Linked DNA regions of Mus musculus: region 2 is linked to region 1. Evidence: chromatin contacts called from ENCODE Hi-C or POLR2A ChIA-PET data. All regions are on one chromosome and are shown on one strand. Each heading gives the region's core, a stretch centred on a gene start or an enhancer-like site at or near the end of the contact. The rest is flanking DNA. Distances are from core to core; before and after follow the strand shown. Region 1 holds the start of Dcbld1 (discoidin, CUB and LCCL domain containing 1). Region 2 overlaps Dcbld1 (discoidin, CUB and LCCL domain containing 1).

What was found. Hi-C counts contacts between places; a loop is a spot of excess contacts on that map. ChIA-PET counts read pairs that join two places held with the same protein, here RNA polymerase II (POLR2A).
Region 2: a loop to region 1 is called in a map of heart, with 4 times the contacts of the local background. The contact joins the enhancer-like site here to the promoter of Dcbld1 in region 1. A Hi-C loop is called at or near these places in 5 of 37 maps with a recorded cell type or tissue (all heart). POLR2A ChIA-PET finds 5 or more read pairs at or near these places in 4 of 5 experiments (Patski and embryonic stem cell).

Annotation. Positions count from the first base shown.
Region 1 is chr10:52,232,047-52,235,517 of GRCm38, forward strand. Dcbld1 (discoidin, CUB and LCCL domain containing 1) reads left to right here and starts at 1,573. Exons shown (of 11, transcript NM_025705.4): 1 at 1,573-1,789. The coding sequence starts at 1,705.
Region 2 is chr10:52,273,167-52,276,637 of GRCm38, forward strand. The region is part of intron 2 of Dcbld1 (discoidin, CUB and LCCL domain containing 1); the gene reads left to right. Among named protein-coding and RNA genes, the nearest start is that of Dcbld1, 41 kb to the left of the region's middle. Within about 2 kb of position 1,854, at least 1 of the 3 ENCODE cell types and tissues checked has a DNase peak (open chromatin) inside an H3K27ac peak, as active enhancers do.

The sequences.
Region 1 (3,471 bases), core at 323-2,822:
TGAAGCTCCTTTCTCTGTGATAACTCCAGCTGTGTCAAGTTGACACAAAACCAGCCAGGACATATACATATTTATTTCCTCTCTATGACAACTGGGGAAGAGTTAACATGAAGGCAAGCGAATGTGTCCCAGTCAGAGACTGGCTCTACACTCAGATCTAAGAAAGGCTCAGTTGGAAAGCTGTAAGTCTTTCCTCTGAGGTTGCCATAAAGGAAGGTGCAAAGTCCACTGCCAAATCACACTTGGAATCTCAAAAGTTAAAGTGTAAACCAGGCAGGATATGAAGGCCTGCCTGTATTCCCCTATCTCAGAGGTGGGGGAAGAAGGTTCAGGAGTTCCAAGGTCAGCCTCCGGCTACTTAGCAAACTACTCAATACCAGCCAGGAAGACAAGAGAAGCCCTCAGAACACAGACGATAAACCTCAATCTCAAAACAACAAAACATTTTTAAGGCAAAAAGTTATCCTACCTGTCAGCTTAGGCTTGGAGTTGGAGAAAATTCCAAAGGTCACTTGGCCTTGGAGGGTCTGATCTTCCTCAGCTGCCGAGACCACCCCACCCCGACGCACTCTAGATGTAATAATTCCCAGAGGCCACGAGGTGGTGTGTGAGTTAGAGCTAAGGTTGTGGCCACGCAGAGGAAAGTCACGGGGGGGACCTAAAGGTGACAGTCCTTAAAACGAGTATTAACCGTTTCTCTGTTCAATTTGACGACCAGGACTCCAATTGAACGACCCAGTAATGGGCTCTAAACTCCTCCGCGGTCCATCGAACCTAATCTCAAGACTTTCCCACCACCTCAGAGAGCGCCTCAAACATTGCTCAGTCTGAAGTTTTCCAGACTGCTCTGGGGACTCTGCAGTTTACATATCTCTTACTGGTCCTACTCTGCACGTCTTTTCCCACATCTGGCCAGGCACCCACCTGTCTACTGAGCTTCAGCTCCAACTGGCCCCTTCCCGCCCTTTAATCCTCTGAACAACCTGGGCACGAACTCAGCTCTCTGTCTTTTACTCTCGCTTTGCTCCCAGCTGCCTTTTCACCATCCAATTAGATCTCTCCAAATGTGCTCCAAATATACTGTCCATGTTACAGACTGCAGTTTGTAGTGAGCGATTATTTCTAAGCTCTGCAAATGCCGAGTGAATTTAAGCACCCAGCCGCGTAGAAAGTTGAGTTAAACAACGGAATGAATGAAGAGAGAGAGAGAGAGAGATGGAGAGAGAGAGAGAATGAATGAATGAATGAATGAATGGACTTGAACTGCCATCATCCCATCAGATTTCAGATGCCTTGCATAGCCTTGGCAGACCAGCTCTAGGGTAGAGCTGACAAACTGCCAGAGGGGCGGAGTCTCGGTGAACCCCCGGGCTCTGGCGAGCCTGCGTGCCAGGTGAATTTTTGATTTTCATTTTCTAGTGAATCCGGGCAGGTGGCGCGGGGGCGGGGTGGGGTGAGGGGGAAACTGGGCGCCCCCCTTGGGAGACCGGTGGTGCGGCTGATCACCCCGGGGAGGGGGCGGGGCGGGGCGGGGCAGGGCGGGGAGGACACGCCCTCTCGCGGGCGCGGGCCGCCCAGAGGGATCTGTGCCGTGTGCCCGCGCCGCGCCGGGCCGGGCCGCGAAGGAGGCTGCCCTAGGCGGGCAGCGGCAGTGTAGAGCCGGGCCGGGAGGCCGATCCTGCGGGTCTGGAGTCCGGCGGGACCATGGGGACCGGGGCTGGTGGGCCGAGTGTCCTGGCGCTGCTGTTCGCCGTGTGTGCTCCGCTCCGGTTGCAGGCGGAGGAGCTGGGTGAGTGGGGGACTCGGGGCTCCGGGAGGGCTGTGTTGTGGGCCTCGGGGGAGCCTGGCGAGAGGCGGGCGGTCTCCGCCAGGCGGGGGATGGATTGAAGTCAGAGGGTGCATTTCGGATCGCGCCCCGATACTCTTTCCTTCCCCCCCATAAACGAGCCCGGCAGCTTGGCGCCTGTTCCCCGGCTGCCTTCGCGGTGTCCCCGCCCGGCCGGCCACTTAGTTCCCAGATTTCCCGACCCTTCCCGGCGGGTGCGAGTGGCCTGGCCCCGGGTGCTCGCCCGGCGTTGCCCCGCCAGCTCCTAGTCTCTGCCTGCAAGAGGGGGTTCTTCTGCGAGGCTGCCCCGGAGCCGACTGCAAACAGGGCCCCCGTTGCCTCACGCGTGTCCGGTGGTGATCGGAGTTGGAACCTTGCGACTCTGGTCCCTCAAGGGTATTTGAGCGAGTCGACTGCGGCCCAGGCTGCTTTTCCTCGGTAGCTGATCTTTGGCTTCCAGCGCCACCGAATTTTCTCTCAGACCACCAGATTAAGGCAGGAAACTGGTTTCCCAGCCCTACATGGCCCTACTCCATTAATCTGCTTTAATTAGTTCTCCTTGGATAGGACGAGCCACCTTTCTGTGGGTTCTCCCCCCCACCCCCCACCCTTTTCGGGTTTTGTTCCTCTCCTCCTGCCTTTGCTCCTCTGTAACTGGGGTTAATTAATGGCAGTGAGTTTATGCAGAATACTTGAATACCGCCCCCGCCCCCGCTATGCTTTCTGGGGGAACAGAAATCGAAGCTAAACTCATCGCTGGATTTTTTTTTTTTCATTGAACAATGTATTCGTTCACCCAAACATTCAGCAAGTTGATAGCATTAAAAAAAAGTGAAGTTATTTTGTTTAGAGTTACGGTAACACAGTCTAACGTGTGTTAGAATTGCACTGTGTAAGGTTTTATGAATGCTTTATAAACATGCTGTTTTGTTTGAGTTTTGGCGGCGCTCGGGAACTTGTGCAAGGCAAGCCTTTCAACAACCAAACTATATTCCAGTCATTGGATGTCTTAATAACTGAAGACACTTTCTCAAGTCGATATTTGAAACTGTAACATTCTACATTTATTTGGTGTGGGTTTTAAAGAAAATTTAGTTTTAGTGATGTGTATTTGTGTGTGGGTTGAGATGTACACGTTGAGTGCAGATACCCACCGAGACCATAAGCAACTAGTCTCTTGGACCTGCAGCTACAGGCAGAAGTGAGCCTGAAAGAACAGTATGTGCTTTTAACCTCTGAGACATCCTTGCAACCCCATTTTACATATTTTTATTGAATTTCTTGTTATTATTAATATTTGCGGTTTGAGACACCACTCTTGAATTCATAGCAAACCTCTTCATGCTTCCCAAGTGCTGGGAGTGCCACTGTATCCAGCTCAGTTGGTTGTTTTGTTTCTGGCTTCTGCCTATTCTTAAAGGTTTTTTTTTTTTTTTTTACTTTGTTTTAGATTATGTTTTGGAATGTGGGTATGGGCATGTGAGTGCCCAGAAGCCCCCTGTGACTAGAATCAGTTGTGACCACCTGCTTTGGATGCTCAGAACTGAACTCCGGTCCTCTGCAGGAGCTATAGCGTCTCTTAACTGCCACAGCTCATTATTATTTTTTTTTCCTTTCTATATTCCTTCCTTGCTTTTTGTTTATTT
Region 2 (3,471 bases), core at 604-3,103, 41 kb after region 1:
CAGCTTGTGACTCATCTGTGTGTCTCTTGCTGGAGGAAATGGCACTTCAAGGGGAATCTTCATGAGGACATCCTAGGACCAAACAAGGTTGCTTGAGAAATGAGTCACAGAGCTGACTGGTAGGATTACTCTGAGAAGCCAGGGTGGTCTGTGGTGAAAGGAAACAGTAATCAGTTGGAGGATTCCTGTTTTGCTCAGTGCTTTGAGCCATAGGAAATCAAGAAGTTCACAGATCGGTCTCCATTTCCTGTATCTCCACCCCCAATATATATATACATACATATATATATTTTTGTTTGTTTGTTTGGTTGGTTTTTTTGTTTGTTTGTTTGTTTGTTTGTTTGGTTTTCGAGACAGGGTTTCTCTATAGCCCTGGCTGTCCTGGAACTCACTTTGTAGACCAGGCTGGCCTCGAACTCAGAAATCCACCTACCTCTGCCTCCCGAGTGCTGGGATTAAAGTCGTGCGCCACCACGCCCGGCTATATTTTTAATCATTATCAATGAGTTACATGTATCATTACATTATCTGTTCATGTTTATAAGACACTAAAAACAAGATAAATGGAAAAAGTAGGAACTGTCTTTTTTTTTTTTTAAATACATAAAATTGCTAAGTGTCCGGGATTTAGCATACTACAATAGCATCTTGTCATTATTATTCTTGATTTTTGGTTTTACTTCTAAAGAGAGAAAAAAAAAAAAACTCAGAAGCCACTGTTTTACAAATAGTTCTCCTTTTGGACCCACAGGAGTAAAAAAGTAAAATTCTTAAACTTTTGGAAGTTAAAAACACAGAACCTTGAAAAGAATTTCCAGCATATAAAAGGCTGGATTTGCTTAAACGTTCCCCTCTGGTATTCATTAACATAAGCATAGCCTCCTGGGAGGAAAAGCTACTTCCCTGGAAACAGTGATTCCATTGCCACCCTTTGTAAAGGATGGCTTGGTAGGGTGCTGCGCTGATCTCGGTGGCAAGTCTTCACTCTCGCATCCCTGAACCCCAAGGAAAGAAAGCTGCACCTTTGTCTAGGAATCTGTCTGGCTCATTTGTCCTGTGTTAACTGATTCTTGTCTGTGTATCAGAGACCAAAATTTCACCAGGGGGCACCGCTTACATTGTTCTTTGACTTTGGTTTTAATGGCACAACTCAGGACTGTCTCTTTTTCATGCTAATTCTCCTTTTCAAAGAAAATGGCTCTGAAAATTCTATAATTTTGTACAATGACCTTACTGCAATTAGTGAGCCTGGACAAACCCTGCTATTTGACTGCATTGAAAACCAAAATGAGAAATGGGCAGAAATCTAAGTACAGCTTCAGTATTTCTGGTGATTGTCTCATCAATGCGCCCTTCAGCACAAAGCTGGACCACGCTGGGTACCACTTTCCTGGCAGCTGACAGTGTGCCAAGTGGCTAGCCTTGCCAGTGGTGTTCCCAGGGAAGGCCACTGAGCCCCACCAGGCATGTTCTTATCTGTCCTGAAAATTATATATGTAGTTCAGAAGGGGCTCTGTGTGGCTAATGTGGGGTTTGAGGAGGCATCTCTCTTGTTCCTTTTAATTTGTGACAAGCCTCAAAGAAGGTAGGTCTTGATTTGGTGCCCGTGTTTTTTTTTTTTTTTTGGTTTTTTTTTTTTTTCCCATTGACACTGGCTTTAGAGGGGGAAGGAAGGGACTGCATTCTTAATGTGGTTCAGGGGGGCCCTTTCACCCATAAGATAGCCAGCAACTTAGTCTTTGAGCTCCAAAATCAAAACCACATACCCACCCGAAACGAGCTGGGACTGTTTCTAGTTCTGCAAGGATAGGGCAGTCTGTGGAGAAGAGCTGCACAGATGCCAAAGCCCGGATTCCAGGTTGGCCTGGAGCAGGCAGTTGATAGCACCGCTCTGTTTTGTTCATGCACAGAAATAAAGGGTTTTCTTTCCAGCTGCGGATGTAGCAGACCAGGGATGCACTAAAGATAGGAAGCTCCTGCTGTCGTGGTCTGCGAGGACTTGCTTTCAAGTCTGCTGACAGATGCTACAATGCTGTACTATTTATTTAGTATCACTAAATAGCTCTTCCGCGATTCATGGCTGCCAATTACTACGGGAAGTAAAAAATGATTTCTTCCCCGATTGTTCTGCCTACCCACTTAATGTCCTGTCCCAGTCAGTTGGAGACTTGTGATTGAAACATAAGAAGAAACTTGACCCACAGATAAGAGTAGAGGTTATGGGGCTAGGGAGGTGTTTTGGTTGTTCGAATGCTTCCTTAGCATCGCTGGGCTGGGTGTGGGGGAGCACACTTGTACTCACACTGGGGATGTGAAGGCAGGAAGTTTTAGAGCTTCCGAAGCTACACAATAAGTTCTAGGCCAGACAATGCTACGTGGGACCCAGACTCAGAAAGCAAAAAGAAAGAGGGAGGGAGAAGGGAGGAAGCAGGCAGTAACAAAGGACTTAGATGCTGGGTTTCAGTGCTGTGACATGCACAACACTGTTGGCCAAGAACCAGACATCCTTAGAAAGTGTTTGCCCCAATTTTAGAAATGTAGGGCTCAGCCTGACTTTGAAATGGAAACAAGTTTGCCAGTCAAAGAACACTGCCTGAGACAGAGTATAACCAATACAGCCAAATTAAGTGGTATAATAAGATGGTCAAAAATGAGAAGCTATTGAACTCTCATTTGTGTTGACAGTAAAATTTTACTTTTTCAAATGCTTAAGAATAGGAGAACCTCCTCTTAAACATCAAGTGGAAACTACTCAGTGAAGAGCAGTCAAGCAACACTTAACAGCAGGGCCGGGCTTGGACATGAGAAATAAGACCCTTCCCCCATTCTGTAATAATGATGAATTTAAAAGATGTGCAAAAGCAAAACATTTGTTGAACTGTTCCACAGAAAAGGCACCAGCACAGAAGAGTCCAAATGTCTGAGTGTTGTTTGGCATGAGATAGTGCTTGTTAAAGTCCCCAACCGAGGGGCTGGAGAGATGGTATTAGGATTTTTGAGGCTATAGGTAGGCCTAAAAACACCATAAACATCATACCATGAAACAGACCCTTACATGCAGGAGATTTCTTGGGGACTGGGGGAGAAGGCTGCCTCTTAGTGGAACAAGGGACAGAGGACCAGCTGTGATGGCTGGAGCTTTATAAGGGGTACACAACTTGACTTGTTGGTGATAGTGGAAATGTGTCCAATTTGATGGCTTTGAGGATATTGAATCACTGAAGGCAGATAGAAGGTGCACCTACCTAGTTCTGGAATGTGGCTGCTCCTAACAGATGGCTTAGCAATTAAGAGCACATACTGCTCTTGCAGAAGACCTGGGCTTGGCTCACAGCATGCATGTGGCTTACAACCATCAGTCTTCTGATCCCTGTGCAGTCACCAGGCATACACCATGTACAATCATGTACATACATACATGCAGGTAAACACTCATACTCATGAAATAAATACGAAGAAAGAAGTCCCCAA